2 separate regions of the Mus musculus genome follow, and region 2 is linked to region 1. The links are chromatin loops, found by intact Hi-C in ENCODE. Cell type or tissue: gastrocnemius. All regions are shown on one strand.

Region 1 (8,000 bases):
CCTTCTGTGTCTCTGATGGATTACTGCCAAAACACATCTTTGTTCGGTGGAAAGTCTATAATCCAACACATACACGATTAATCCAATTTATAGGTCAGATATCAGTAAGTATATCTAATCTGGAGAGGTCTACAGATTAATTTAGAATTAACAACAAACCAAGCATTAATCCAAAAGCAGCTCTTTTTAGTTTAGGCATCCAAATATATAGTAAGATGTTTCAAAGAACATCAATCTATTCACAAAGGTAAATACGGCCTAATACGGAGAGACAAATACAAATCTGAAATGACTCAAGCAATTAAAAGATGGAGGAATTCATGTCACTTGCACTGGGAAAACAAAACAAAGATCCTCCTCACCCTATTACCCACATTACTATTTTTAGGTTTTTTAGGGGTTAAAAAAGATCAAAACACTAATGAACTTTAAGTCCTGTGAAGGGTAAAACCTCAGATAGTAACAAAAAGCTTCCAACCCCTCCTCAAACAAAAAACCCCAAGTCTTTAACTTTGATCCAGTTTTCAGATGCTGATATCCATAAATGGATACAGTTATGAATTGCTAATTCTGGTCTCTTCACTAGCAAAAAGCAAAGCAGCTCAGCAGTACAATTTCCCAGGAAAGCAAGCAAGGTTTCTTTCCAGCCTGAGCAGCCATCACTAAGTGCAGTTCCCTGCAGCCAACAGCATTAATGGACGCTGCACTGCTGTCCTTCCCTGGAGACAGCAGCCAGCACTACTCAAGCTTCTCACGTAGCAACCAGAGCTCCAGAGCCAGCAGCTGCTGCCGCCTTGTATACTCACTCCTGTGATCCAACACAGGAGCAACCTTTTCTTTACCCCACCCCCACTTCTTAACACACTTTTTTTTGGGGGGGGGGGGGAACAAGTGCTCCATGCTGGAAGGATTGGAACTATGCTTTTAGAAAGGAACAATCCTAAGGTCACTTTTAAATTGAGGTCTTTGATTTGAAAATCAACAAATACCAAATTCCAAATATTCGTTTTAATTAAACCAGCAATGTGGATATAAGCATTAAGTTTTAGTTTTAAAAAGGTCAATTTTCCAAACATTCAGCAATCATATTTAAATTTACAGCTAGGAACAAGAGCCTTGGGTCATGTCCTACCAAAGAACATAACTCAATATTCTACACATGACAATCTGAATAACCTTAAAGCCTCTAATCCCATAACAGGCCACAAATTTTGGACAGAGAACTAATGATCCTCCTGAGAAAACTGGAAGAAATCCAGGGAAAAGAAATTCCTGTGTCCTCCAAACTCAGAAATCTCTAATTATGTCAGTATTCTCTGCTTTAGTCCTAGGTCAGATTGCACACATCTAAAATAACCTCTTAAAGTTTTCCTCCTAGCGACCTAAACCATTATTAATATCAAATTAACCATCAAAACACTTTCCTCTCAATATGCTGCACACAAACCTCCTCCTGGAACCTCCTCCATCTGGATCCTCCCCAATCAAAAGTATAGGTATTTAACATATAAGCAAGGAAGTAATGTAAACATGACCTTGGTCACAAATATGTCATCTAAAAACAATTTAGTCAAGGTATGGAGGAAATTCGAGAACCTGAATCTTTTTAAGTATTTTGAGCACAGGAACAATTGGCAAAAGGAATCCAGGTATAGACAAAACCCAGAGCCCAGAGCTCTGGGCGAAAAATGAGTTGCTGGTGAAGACGTTACACAAGTAACATGAGAAAGCAGAAAATGCAGGTCATCCACGCACCCCTGACCCAGGCCAGCAGGGCGGGCTGCAGCATCAGTACACAGGAGAAAGATCCTTATTCCTAAGAATGAGAAAGGCAAAGGCGCCCGATAGAATAAATTAGCATAGAAGGGGCTTTCCCAGGAGTTAAAACTTTCCTTCTGAGCGATTACCTACTAAAACCAGGGCTTTTGCCCACTACCATTTACCTAGGATCTTGGCTTGCACGGATTCATAGGGGCATATCCCTCCCCCTCTTCTTTAGAGTCGTTCTTAAAAGATCGCTCTCCACGCCCTAGGCAGGGAAAACGACAAAATCTGGCTCAATTCCAGGCTAGAACCCTACAAATTCAACAGGGATATCGCAAGGATACTGGGGCATACGCCACAGGGAGTCCAAGAATGTGAGGTGGGGGTGGCGAAGGTAATGTCTTTGGTGTGGGAAAAGCAGCAGCCATCTGAGATAGGAACTGGAAAACCAGAGGAGAGGCGTTCAGGAAGATTATGGAGGGGAGGACTGGGCCCCCACGAGCGACCAGAGTTGTCACAAGGCCGCAAGAACAGGGGAGGTGGGGGGCTCAGGGACAGAAAAAAAAGTATGTGTATTTTGAGAGCAGGGTTGGGAGGCCTCTCCTGAAAAGGGTATAAACGTGGAGTAGGCAATACCCAGGCAAAAAGGGGAGACCAGAGTAGGGGGAGGGGAAGAGTCCTGACCCAGGGAAGACATTAAAAAGGTAGTGGGGTCGACTAGATGAAGGAGAGCCTTTCTCTCTGGGCAAGAGCGGTGCAATGGTGTGTAAAGGTAGCTGAGAAGACGAAAAGGGCAAGCATCTTCCTGCTACCAGGCTGGGGAGGCCCAGGCCCACGACCCCGAGGAGAGGGAACGCAGGGAGACTGAGGTGACCCTTCTTTCCCCCGGGGCCCGGTCGTGTGGTTCGGTGTCTCTTTTCTGTTGGACCCTTACCTTGACCCAGGCGCTGCCGGGGCCTGGGCCCGGGCTGCGGCGCACGGCACTCCCGGGAGGCAGCGAGACTCGAGTTAGGCCCAACGCGGCGCCACGGCGTTTCCTGGCCGGGAATGGCCCGTACCCGTGAGGTGGGGGTGGGGGGCAGAAAAGGCGGAGCGAGCCCGAGGCGGGGAGGGGGAGGGCCAGGGGCGGAGGGGGCCGGCACTACTGTGTTGGCGGACTGGCGGGACTAGGGCTGCGTGAGTCTCTGAGCGCAGGCGGGCGGCGGCCGCCCCTCCCCCGGCGGCGGCAGCGGCGGCAGCGGCGGCAGCTCACTCAGCCCGCTGCCCGAGCGGAAACGCCACTGACCGCACGGGGATTCCCAGTGCCGGCGCCAGGGGCACGCGGGACACGCCCCCTCCCGCCGCGCCATTGGCCTCTCCGCCCACCGCCCCACACTTATTGGCCGGTGCGCCGCCAATCAGCGGAGGCTGCCGGGGCCGCCTAAAGAAGAGGCTGTGCTTTGGGGCTCCGGCTCCTCAGAGAGCCTCGGCTAGGTAGGGGATCGGGACTCTGGCGGGAGGGCGGCTTGGTGCGTTTGCGGGGATGGGCGGCCGCGGCAGGCCCTCCGAGCGTGGTGGAGCCGTTCTGTGAGACAGCCGGGTACGAGTCGTGACGCTGGAAGGGGCAAGCGGGTGGTGGGCAGGAATGCGGTCCGCCCTGCAGCAACCGGAGGGGGAGGGAGAAGGGAGCGGAAAAGTCTCCACCGGACGCGGCCATGGCTCGGGGGGGGGGGGGCAGCGGAGGAGCGCTTCCGGCCGACGTCTCGTCGCTGATTGGCTTCTTTTCCTCCCGCCGTGTGTGAAAACACAAATGGCGTGTTTTGGTTGGCGTAAGGCGCCTGTCAGTTAACGGCAGCCGGAGTGCGCAGCCGCCGGCAGCCTCGCTCTGCCCACTGGGTGGGGCGGGAGGTAGGTGGGGTGAGGCGAGCTGGACGTGCGGGCGCGGTCGGCCTCTGGCGGGGCGGGGGAGGGGAGGGAGGGTCAGCGAAAGTAGCTCGCGCGCGAGCGGCCGCCCACCCTCCCCTTCCTCTGGGGGAGTCGTTTTACCCGCCGCCGGCCGGGCCTCGTCGTCTGATTGGCTCTCGGGGCCCAGAAAACTGGCCCTTGCCATTGGCTCGTGTTCGTGCAAGTTGAGTCCATCCGCCGGCCAGCGGGGGCGGCGAGGAGGCGCTCCCAGGTTCCGGCCCTCCCCTCGGCCCCGCGCCGCAGAGTCTGGCCGCGCGCCCCTGCGCAACGTGGCAGGAAGCGCGCGCTGGGGGCGGGGACGGGCAGTAGGGCTGAGCGGCTGCGGGGCGGGTGCAAGCACGTTTCCGACTTGAGTTGCCTCAAGAGGGGCGTGCTGAGCCAGACCTCCATCGCGCACTCCGGGGAGTGGAGGGAAGGAGCGAGGGCTCAGTTGGGCTGTTTTGGAGGCAGGAAGCACTTGCTCTCCCAAAGTCGCTCTGAGTTGTTATCAGTAAGGGAGCTGCAGTGGAGTAGGCGGGGAGAAGGCCGCACCCTTCTCCGGAGGGGGGAGGGGAGTGTTGCAATACCTTTCTGGGAGTTCTCTGCTGCCTCCTGGCTTCTGAGGACCGCCCTGGGCCTGGGAGAATCCCTTCCCCCTCTTCCCTCGTGATCTGCAACTCCAGTCTTTCTAGAAGATGGGCGGGAGTCTTCTGGGCAGGCTTAAAGGCTAACCTGGTGTGTGGGCGTTGTCCTGCAGGGGAATTGAACAGGTGTAAAATTGGAGGGACAAGACTTCCCACAGATTTTCGGTTTTGTCGGGAAGTTTTTTAATAGGGGCAAATAAGGAAAATGGGAGGATAGGTAGTCATCTGGGGTTTTATGCAGCAAAACTACAGGTTATTATTGCTTGTGATCCGCCTCGGAGTATTTTCCATCGAGGTAGATTAAAGACATGCTCACCCGAGTTTTATACTCTCCTGCTTGAGATCCTTACTACAGTATGAAATTACAGTGTCGCGAGTTAGACTATGTAAGCAGAATTTTAATCATTTTTAAAGAGCCCAGTACTTCATATCCATTTCTCCCGCTCCTTCTGCAGCCTTATCAAAAGGTATTTTAGAACACTCATTTTAGCCCCATTTTCATTTATTATACTGGCTTATCCAACCCCTAGACAGAGCATTGGCATTTTCCCTTTCCTGATCTTAGAAGTCTGATGACTCATGAAACCAGACAGATTAGTTACATACACCACAAATCGAGGCTGTAGCTGGGGCCTCAACACTGCAGTTCTTTTATAACTCCTTAGTACACTTTTTGTTGATCCTTTGCCTTGATCCTTAATTTTCAGTGTCTATCACCTCTCCCGTCAGGTGGTGTTCCACATTTGGGCCTATTCTCAGTCCAGGGAGTTTTACAACAATAGATGTATTGAGAATCCAACCTAAAGCTTAACTTTCCACTCCCATGAATGCCTCTCTCCTTTTTCTCCATTTATAAACTGAGCTATTAACCATTAATGGTTTCCAGGTGGATGTCTCCTCCCCCAATATTACCTGATGTATCTTACATATTGCCAGGCTGATATTTTAAGACATTAAAAGGTATATTTCATTATTGAGCCACATGGTATTGATTACTGCTTACTAAAATTTTGTCATTGTACACATCTGTAAAAGGTGGTTCCTTTTGGAATGCAAAGTTCAGGTGTTTGTTGTCTTTCCTGACCTAAGGTCTTGTGAGCTTGTATTTTTTCTATTTAAGCAGTGCTTTCTCTTGGACTGGCTTGACTCATGGCATTCTACACGTTATTGCTGGTCTAAATGTGATTTTGCCAAGCTTCTTCAGGACCTATAATTTTGCTTGACTTGTAGCCAAACACAAGTAAAATGATTAAGCAACAAATGTATTTGTGAAGCTTGGTTTTTAGGTTGTTGTGTTGTGTGTGCTTGTGCTCTATAATAATACTATCCAGGGGCTGGAGAGGTGGCTCGGAGTTCAAGAGCACAGACTGCTCTTCCAGAAGTCCTGAGTTCAATTCCCAGCAACCACATGGTGGCTCACAACCATCTGTAATGGGATCTGATGCCCTCTTCTGGTGTGTCTGAAGACCACAAGTGTATTCACATTAAATAAATAAATCCTCCTTCTTCTTCTTTTTTTTTTTTTTAAAGAGAATACTGTCTCCAGTAGAATTTACTGAAGTAATGAAATACTTTGTGTTTGTTCCAATATGGTAGCCAATAATCAAATTACTCTTTAAGCACTGGAAATGTTACCAAGGAACTAATTTTTATTTGAAGTGTAACTGTGGACAGAGGAGCCATAACTGCAGACTTGTGGGATACAGAAGACCAATGCAGACTTTAATGTCTTTTCTCTTACACTAAGCAATAAAGAAATAAAAATTGAACTTCTAGTATCCTATTTGTTTAAACTGCTAGCTTTACTTAACTTTTGTGCTTCATCTATACAAAGCTGAAAGCTAAGTCTGCAGCCATTACTAAACATGAAAGCAAGTAATGATAATTTTGGATTTCAAAAATGTAGGGCCAGAGTTTAGCCAGCCAGTGGTGGTGCTTGCCTTTATGCCTTTAATCCCAGCACTCTGGAGGCAGAGACAGGCAGATCTCTGAGTTTGAGCCCAGCCTGGTCTACACATCAAGTTCTATCTAGGATAGCCAGGAATACACACAGAAACCCTGTTGGGGAGGGGGGCTCTGAGATTTCATAAAATTATAATTGAAGCATTCCCTAATGAGCCACTATGGATGTGGCTAAATCCGTCTACCTTTCTGATGAGATTTGGGTATTATTTTTTCTGTCTCTGCTGTTGGTTGGGTCTTTTGACACTGTGGGCTTTCTTTAAAGCCTCCTTCCTGCCATGTGGTCTCTTGTTTGCTACTAACTTCCCATGGCTTAAATGGCATGGCTTTTTGCCTTCTAAGGGCAGCTGCTGAGATTTGCAGCCTGATTTCCAGGGTGGGGTTGGGAAATCTTTCAAACACTAAAATTGTCCTTTAATTTTTTTTTTAAAAAATGGGTTATATAATAAACCTCATAAAATAGTTATGAGGAGTGAGGTGGACTAATATTAAATGAGTCCCTCCCCTATAAAAGAGCTATTAAGGCTTTTTGTCTTATACTTAACTTTTTTTTTAAATGTGGTATCTTTAGAACCAAGGGTCTTAGAGTTTTAGTATACAGAAACTGTTGCATCGCTTAATCAGATTTTCTAGTTTCAAATCCAGAGAATCCAAATTCTTCACAGCCAAAGTCAAATTAAGAATTTCTGACTTTTAATGTTAATTTGCTTACTGTGAATATAAAAATGATAGCTTTTCCTGAGGCAGGGTCTCACTATGTATCTCTGCCTGATCTGCAACAAGATATGTAGACTAAAGTTCTGCCTGCTTTTGTCTCCTGAATACTAAGGTTAAAATGTAGTAATACTTTTGGAACTTGCAGGTCAGATTCTTTTATAGGGGACACACTAAGGGAGCTTGGGTGATAGTTGGTAAAATGTGTTTCAAGTGATGAAAACTTGAATTATTATCACCGCAACCTACTTTTTAAAAAAAAAAGCCAGGCCTGTTAGAGCATGCTTAAGGGATCCCTAGGACTTGCTGAGCACACAAGAGTAGTTACTTGGCAGGCTCCTGGTGAGAGCATATTTCAAAAAACAAGGCAGACAACCAAGAAACTACAGTTAAGGTTACCTGTCTTTAAACCATCTGCATATACACAGGGATATTAAAATATTCCAAATAATATTTCATTCAAGTTTTCCCCCATCAAATTGGGACATGGATTTCTCCGGTGAATAGGCAGAGTTGGAAACTAAACAAATGTTGGTTTTGTGATTTGTGAAATTGTTTTCAAGTGATAGTTAAAGCCCATGAGATACAGAACAAAGCTGCTATTTCGAGGTCTCTTGGTTTATACTCAGAAGCACTTCTTTGGGTTTCCCTGCACTATCCTGATCATGTGCTAGGCCTACCTTAGGCTGATTGTTGTTCAAATAAACTTAAGTTTCCTGTCAGGTGATGTCATATGATTTCATATATCAAGGCAAAACATGTTATATATGTTAAACATTTGTACTTAATGTGAAAGTTAGGTCTTTGTGGGTTTGATTTTTAATTTTCAAAACCTGAGCTAAATAAGTCATTTTTACATGTCTTACATTTGGTGGAATTGTATAATTGTGGTTTGCAGGCAAGACTCTCTGACCTAGTAACCCTACCTATAGAGCACTTTGCTGGGTCACAAGTCTAGGAGTCAAGCATTTCACCTTGAAGTTGAGACGTTTT
Region 2 (8,000 bases), 250 kb before region 1:
AGTGCTCTTAACCACTGAGCCATCTTCAGCCCAACTCATTCCTTTTCAATGCCTCACAATCAACTTATCCCCCCTGCCCCAAACCCTTCTAAATATATTCTAATATTCCCATTCTATTAACAAGTCAAGCCAAGCTTAGAGAGGTAAATGAACTCCTTGACAACTTATGATTATTAAGCCAAAAGCAGATACTCGAGCCTTTTCTTAGCACCAAAAAAATACCCCAATTGAGAATGAACCAAAGTTCTTCTTACTATTTAGTCCCTAAGCATGTCACCTAGCTTGGTCCTCATATCTGCTAACCAATATACTTTCTTCACAGAGCAAGTGGACTCACTAAAGTGACAGCAGCTTAAAATTGCTATGTATTTCCTGTTCCAAACACTGCTGGGTGCAAGATGTGTCTCCCTTTATTCTGTCCTCAGAATAAAGGATTCTGACAGGATATGTAACATCATTTTCCATTTCACAGACTCAAAACAGAAGTGAACATGTTAGTGTCAGAACTAGGATTCAGTCAGATCTAGGCAGTCTGTCTCAGATTATCTGCCTGTAAGTCTAAACTACTGAACACTGTGTATAGACATTCCTCTAGTGAGGTACTGCATATACTGGCAAACAGCCAACTAATGAGGTGCTGCTGTTTCAGAGATCAAATCTGAGGACAAGTTATATCTGGGACTGCCCAGACTACTTCACCCAGGACTTCTGGGTGGAGACAGTGTTTGGCACAGTGGGAAGCTCTGAGATGGGAGCTCATAGCTTGGGTAGAACTGAACAGATAGATCTTTCTGTCCAAATGCTGAAGGGGACGGATGCACCTACTCACCAGCCAGGGCATGGAGGTTTGGGAAGCCATGATAAGTGACATCATCAAGCTGAATGAGTCGAGGTCCAAAGGCCTGGCAGAGCCGTTCCACCATGCCAGTAATGCGAGCAATGTTGTTGTTGGAGGAACAGATGAAAGAGAAAAGGCACTCAGTGGGGTCTTGTCTCAGCAGTCTCACACCTGGAGAGCAGAAAGGTCGGAGCCTGGGGACACACCTCGAATCCCTCCACATCAGACACTACACCTTGAGGCTCCAGGGGGACCTGGAAGAATAAGGGACTGCTCGGGTCGAGAAATCACTAGGCTTCTGCCTTGTGGCATCCTGTGGGGTCTGGGTGACCATCCCATTCCACTGAGAAAAAAAGCCACAATGCAAGCACCACATGAACAGGGCTTCATTTTGTGTCCTTTTCTTTCTTCACCAAAGAGTAAAAGTGATTGGGTATATAATGACAGAATGACGTCACCTGCTCCAGGACACACAGTCAGGATTAGGCCCCATATCTTTATCACTTTCCTGTGGATGATGATCATCATCATTATAATAATAACAATGTGCTAAGTAGAAGCACTTTAGTAAGTACATCTTAATTATTTGCTATTATCATGTGTGTGTGGCATAGCGTGAACTTTTGGGAGTTGGTCCTCTCCTTCCAGTATGTATTGGGGCATTAAACTGCATGACAAGTGCTTTTATTTGATGAACCATCCTGGTGGCCCTGTATCTGCATGTTACGGAAGGCAGAGTCACAGAGATGTAACTTGTAAGCCACCATTCCTGCCCCCTTGTACTCACCTTGGAATTTCTGGGCCACTCTTTGGAAGTGGGAGTCTACAGAAGCCCAGTGGCTATACAGCTGTGCCAGGCTGACATCTAGCTGAAAGTACTTGTGTAGGGTTTCCAGCTCCTCTAGGGTGGGCCTGCTGACCTGGCTGTCGTCTCCTCGGTACACAGTGCAATAGAGCTGGTCCTCCGTCTGAGTCAGTGTCCATACTTGATCTGCCAGCACGCCACTCCAGTGAGCAGGGCTCTGCTCCTTCCACCTGGGCACCCCAACAGACAACCCTAGCATCGTTACCCATCTTGAACTCGTTAAGGTCCTTTCTGTTTTACAAATGTCCCACCTGTAAACTGACTAATTAGTTATAAATAAAAGTGGTATGTCTTCTTTCTTTTTCTTTCTTTCTTTTCTTTCTTTTTCCCCGAGACAGGGTTTCTCTGTGTAGCCCTGGCTGACCTGGAACTCACTCTGTAGACCAGGCTGGCCTCAAACTCAGAAATCTGCCTGCCTCTGCCTGCCAAGTGCTGGGATTAAAGGCATGTGCCACCACTGCCCGGCTAGTTTTCTTTCTTTCTTTCTTTTTTAAGATTTATTTATTTATTTATTTATTTATATGTAAGGACACTGTCCCTGTCTTCAGACACACCAGAACAGGGCATCAGATCTCATTATGGATGGTTGTGAGCCACCATATGGTTGCTTGGAATTAAACTCAGGACCTCCAAAAGAGCAGTCAGTGCTCTTAACCACTGAGCCATCTCTCCAGCCGCCCCCCCCCCCCCCCCCGCTAGTTTTCATCTTTTTGTTTGTTTGTTTTTTCGAGACAGGGTTTCTCTGTATAGCCCTGGCTGTCCTGGAACTCACTTTGTAGACCAGGCTGGCCTCAAACTCAGAAATCCACCTGCCTCTGCCTCCCGAGTGCTGGGATTAAAGGCGTGTGCCACCACCCCCGGTGTAGTTTTCATCTTAAAAATAAAAAAGAAGCGGTACTGGGGATTGAACCAAGAGCCAAGTGCGTGAAAAGCAAGCACTCTTATTACTGAGTGCATCCCTCAGCTTCCCCCACTGATTTTTATTGCATGGTCCTCATAATCCTGCACAGTCATCACCTCTACTTCCTAAAGAAGGTTAAAAGGCAAACCACCGGTGCTTAGACTCCAAAATGTACTCTCATCTATTGCTCCCAACATTCTCTGTATCCCGAGTGGGCAGCACTGAGAAGTCAACATCCTAGGGAACAGTCCTCCCAAGTGCAGTCACTCACCGGAAGGACTGTCCAGAAGCTAAAACCAAGTCCAGACGCAGCTCAGAGCGTGGACACGGGATAGAGGCCCAGAGGGCCGGGCTGGAGCTTAGGGTGCGATGTCTCATGCTGCTAGGCAGCCAGGAACGGAATAACATTCGGCTAGCAGCCCCAGCCCATTACGGCACTGTCCAATCAGAACTCGACTTTCCCAAGTCCTAAAGCCTCGCACACAAGTGACCACACACACCGGGAGTGTAGCACCGTGGGTCCTAGCTTATGGGTCCGGTGTAATTTTAATTTGAGTCCCTGTTGAATGAATTTCCCTCTCCTCGTAGGAAAGCCTCTCGCACACCACCAAACCCCTAAACGCCCCACTCCGCTCTCCCGTGCAGCACGCCCCGCCTCTTCCTCCGGACGTGGCCCCGCCCCCAGGACCTCCCGGCGCGCGCCTCCTCCTCCTGCGCAGCCCTCGAGGTTTGGAAAGGCGCGCCAGTATGGTTCTTCCGGGTCCCAGTTTACTCCCACCGGAAGTAGATCCTTGCTCCCGCTTATTTGACCCTAGAGGTAGCCAATCCGAGAAGAAAGTACGAAGCACCAATGAGAACTCGGGAGTGCCGGAGTGGGCGGGCCTGTGAGGTGGGAGCGGTTGGCCTGCTGGCCTCGCTGCTTGGCGATTGGCTGCCAGAGACCCGGCTCTGCCATTTCAGGGCTTTCGGTGCAATCTCAGGGCCTGCCTGCAACTTCTCGTGCTGGCCCGCACTGGAGCCACATCATTGCGGGGCGTAGTGGTACACACCGGTCGTCCCAGAACTCGGTAGGCAGAGGCGGGAGGCACGTTTGAAGCTTAACTAGGCTGGGCTTCATGGCGAGACTCTGTCTCAAGAAATAAACCGAAAGAATCTCATCCTCCCCTGCTCAAGCCTTTCTCCACCGAGCCTCTTCTGAGGCAGTGATTTTTCAGCGCTGTCCCCTCCACGTCTTGTCAGGAGGCCCCGAATGCGCCATCTCGGGCTTCCCAGGCTTCAGAGGCCAGTCTCAGGTTTGCTCGCCCTGGCTACAGCCTGCGGCACAGCTACCCGCTCCAGTCCGAGCGTGGAGAGATGGGCTTTCTTTGGAGTTCACTCCGTCCAAATGCCAGTGTGTGGCTCTAGGCAGCCTAAGGGACCAACACAACCAGCACCAGCCACCTTGTTCCAAAAAGGACTATATCATTTATAATTTTTTAAGACAAAAAAAGAATGCTTAGGCTAAGAAATATGAACTTCAGCCGGGCAGTTATGGCGCATGACTTTAATCCCAGCACTTTGGGAGGCAGAGGCAGGCAGATTTCTGAGTTTGAGGCCAGCCTGGTCTACAGAGTGAGTTCTAGGACAGCCAGGGCAACACAGAGAAACCCTGTCTCCAAAAACAAACAAAAAAAGAAAAGAAAAAAAGAAAGAAAGAAACATGAACTTCGGACACTAGTTTGACACACTAGGGCATTTTCCATCAAGCAGAGAAATTTTCGGGTTGTGCCTAAATTATTGGACTACAGACTCAAGGGCAGGGCTGGATGCTGATTAGTGTGTGTGTGTGTGTGTCTACAGAAAGGCACAGCACACCTGCTAGAACACTATTAACCAACATCAAACAAACTGGGTCTTTTGTCTCAGTTTCATTAAGCAGTAGCTGTAAGGCTCTCAGCATCCATGTTTTACTGTGATTACCTCATCTAAAGGCATGTCACCTTACAGGTGCCTGGCACTGAGAAGGCATTCTCTCCAACAAGACTTTAAGTTAGGAAAAACGCCAAGGTTGCATGTGCATTAACAGGCTGGTACACACCTACTTTGTTTTCAACTGAAGTGTCTGAAGCCCTTCAGCTACAGTCCTAACAAAGGACTTGAAGCAACTGAATCCCATAAGATGGCAGTAATGGACTCATCTGGTCTTAGGTGCTAGCTGAAAAGACACCTTTCCAGACAAAGAGACCTGGGTTTAAGTCCTAGCTCTCCAACTTCTTAGTTGTAGGAACTTTGGCGAGTTAATTTTTCTAAACCTTAGCATCTGAGGTAAACAACCTGTAATTAACACACCCCATAATTACTGTAAAGATTGCACAACAGTATATCTAAAGGTACTTAGTATGGTCCTGTCACTGTGGAGATAGCTGCGTATTATTAGCCATCCATAGTTATTGCAGGGATTAGACACAATTTATGTATTTCTAGGTACTTAGGGCAGTGCCTGAGAGTACATAGGACATGTGAGCTCTTACTTAGCTTTGCTATTCAAACTTTTCAAAGACGGGTTCTTGTTATGTTATTCTGCCTCCCCTTTGAACTCATGGCAATTCTCCTGCCTCAGCACCTCACGTCCTGGGATTACAGGACCGTGCTACTACTCTATCTAGCTTGCTTATATGTCTTATGACTGCCGTGCACAGTCATCAGCAACCCTTTGGGCACAAAGTACATCCCAAGTATGAGGCACAAAGCTCTCCCTCGGAATCCCTCTGTCCTAGTAGAAGGCAAGAAGAAAGAATTCTAAATAGACTTTATTTTCTAAGAATCAATATATTTTCTTCCTTTGAAATAAATACAAACCAGTTTGAAAGGTAGGGGGAGTTCTATGGGAAAAGGAAAGGAAGTAGAGACAAGCTCCATTCTTTTCTTTTTTTTTTTTCTTTTTCTTTTTTTAGTACCAAATGACTCTGGCGCGACCCGGAAACGCAGTTACAAATGAGAATAATTTAAATTCTCCAATAATTACAGTATTTACAACAGCAGGGGAGGGGTCACCTAGTGCCCCTCTTCCAGGCTAGACAGACATCAATCCCACGGCTAGGCTGGGATGATGCTGATTTACCTTACCACCTGCAAGGGCCTCAGGCCTCTAGGCAGGTATGAATTCCCCTGGCATGAGTAGGTAAGGGTGGTAGGGCCTGTTTTTTACAGTATTCTTACTGTGGCCCACCACCCTGCCCTACAATGCCATGAGTTTTTGAACTCGTTAGACCTCTGAGACCTCTCCTCTCCTTGCACTGAGTGGCCATGGGCCCTTGGAGTGTTTTGTACAGTCCAGCTGCACTCAGGGCAGGAGGGACCTCCCCTACCCAACTTCCCCTGAGACTGGCCCCAAGACCAGGAATTAATCAGTGCAGAGGGCGGCATCACTCCAGGACAATGAGCAAAGGGAAGGAGAGCCATCACAGCACCACCGGGCTCTGAGAGTATCAGTCACTATCGCTGGTCTCGCTGCTCTGCTCACCCTGCACCTTGCTTCGGTGCTGCAGAGCCCTGTGGTAAGCAATCTGCACTGACTTGCGGATGTTGGACTTGCGGCCCTCCAGCATCTTCTCTTTGTCTAGATCCTGGTTCACACCCAGAGGAACAAGCTTAGTCCGGGGCAGCCACTGCCTGTCAGAGAAGGTAAGAAGATGAGATGAGGCATGATTTCAGGTAGAAGAGTGCTCGCCCTTTTGAACCCCGTGCTGTTAGGAATGCCTACTCCTAGCATCCCTGCTATCAAGGGACTGTGTATTGTATTGAGAAGAACAGCCCAGGCAGCAGATCAGGGGGAGTAAATGAATCAGGAGATGCTTGAGGCAATAACATTGATTCTACAAGGATTTACTAAAAGACTTGCTTAGGAAATACTGAGTTACATGAAGTAGAAGTTAGCTAAAGGAATTCTGCCTCCAATATGACTAAACAGGTGTGTTAGAAACCGTAGGAAAGACAATTTTGTACAAAAATGGCAGTCTAGGGTTGCTGAGAAAATGTTTCTGCTAATGTTTGCTCACCAAGATTGATATCCAGTTAATCTAGATTCCCAAAACAAAAGGAGGCAACACTGACTTAAAACCAGCCACTAGGTCCATCTCCGTATCAAAGAACATGCCTCTAAGGTTGCAGAGCAAGGGACAACTATTATTAATGGCATCCTGGTCTGCCATCAAGTAAATTACTTATAAGGAAAAGCATAATTCTATCAAGTGGCCAAGACGATCCTAGGTAACAACTATTCAGAAAACAACAACACTGGTGTCCTTAATTAACTCTGGCAATTTCTTTGCTGTATAATCTCCCTTTCACCCGCCCAAGTGGTCAGACTTGCAGTCTCCTGTCTCTTTAAATTGTTTAAAGTGCAGCCTGGATCTGGAAGAGATTTAAGGATGATGGTGTACATGAGATGTATAAGCCTAAGGCATACACACATATGCACGCACACGCTGGTCTATAAATTGGTGAAATTTTGTGTTTGAGGCTGGTTCCCTTTTGTGCCAGCACCAGTTGCATGCTTAGAGACTTTCCTTTATTAAATTCTTAAGTGTGATGAGTTCTCACTGGGAAGGCATATTAATTCTACAGCATAACCACAGCATCTTTTGGGTGTAAAAATCCTGTCCCAGCTGCTTTAGGGAGACTACAAATTGTCATCTGCAGGCATTTAACACGGTTTTGACAGGAAGGATTTAAAGTTTAAATGTTTATGTTTGGTTTTCCTCACTTTGTTACTATAGAGGAAAAAATGGAAAAAATAAGTCTAGAAGCCATCAATGTGGGCAGAGAGCCACCCTAAATCTGTCAGTCACTGATGGTCCTTTGGTTTCTAGTTATAGCTGTTTGCCAGCTACTGCCTACTCAGTGCATCAGACTAAGGGCCACACCCTTTTCTTAAAGCTATTCTAAGTGTGTCGTCACCCCACACCATGTACACTTTGTAATAAACTAATCATTTGTAGTGTCTCTTGGCAGTCTGCTGCCACATTACAGATGGCTGTATACATCTGTGGCTTTAAGTCACACCAAATGCATCCATCTTTCCTTACCAGGTTCGTTTGTTGTCAAAGAAGAGAACGAGGTAGAGATGCTCTCGGGCTTCCTGTGTCATTTGTTCCCCAAGTTTTAGAACCTCCAGTGGTGGTACAGGGATAGGAACCCCATGGTGGAACATACCTTCTCGGGGCATCTTTGGATCAATGATCTAAGGATGTAATACAAGCTCAGTTATGTATAGGTCACTTCTTCCCTGAAGCTAGCTAGCCCTATCTAAGAACTCAAAGAATATGTTACTGGGCTTACAGTATTGACCCATATTATTTCAGAACCTAGGGTGCAAAAGGAGATAGAGAGAGGTGGGAAAACTGACTGGGATCTCT

What was found. A loop is a pair of places that touch in the nucleus more often than their neighbours do. Peaks named below come from ENCODE experiments on the same cell type or tissue, not always from the same donor. Only the 100,000 strongest peaks of a DNase experiment are listed, where the experiment ranks them.
Region 2: a loop joins it to region 1, with 2.4 times the contacts of the local background. A loop is called at or near these places in 3 of 42 quality-filtered maps.

Annotation. Positions count from the first base shown.
Region 1 is chr6:113,072,411-113,080,410 of GRCm38, reverse strand. Setd5 (SET domain containing 5) reads right to left here and starts at 2,772. Exons shown (of 22, transcript NM_028385.1): 1 at 2,699-2,772. It overlaps Gt(ROSA)26Sor (gene trap ROSA 26, Philippe Soriano), which reads left to right and starts at 3,167. Exons shown (of 3, transcript NR_027010.1): 1 at 3,167-3,237. In gastrocnemius, a CTCF peak has its summit at 4,304; DNase peaks (open chromatin) are centred at 2,166, 3,109, 3,650, 3,867 and 2 more places; H3K4me3 peaks cover 5,780 bases; H3K27ac peaks cover 7,838 bases.
Region 2 is chr6:113,322,238-113,330,237 of GRCm38, reverse strand. It overlaps Brpf1 (bromodomain and PHD finger containing, 1), which reads right to left. Exons shown (of 13, transcript NM_030178.2): 12 at 7,671-7,825; 13 at 5,376-6,255. The coding sequence ends at 6,072. It overlaps Ogg1 (8-oxoguanine DNA-glycosylase 1), which reads right to left and starts at 3,262. Exons shown (of 7, transcript NM_010957.4): 1 at 2,876-3,262; 2 at 1,626-1,873; 3 at 830-1,009. The coding sequence starts at 3,012. In gastrocnemius, no CTCF peak of the experiment used is centred here; DNase peaks (open chromatin) are centred at 3,022, 3,416 and 3,888; H3K4me3 peaks cover 2,438 bases; H3K27ac peaks cover 3,663 bases.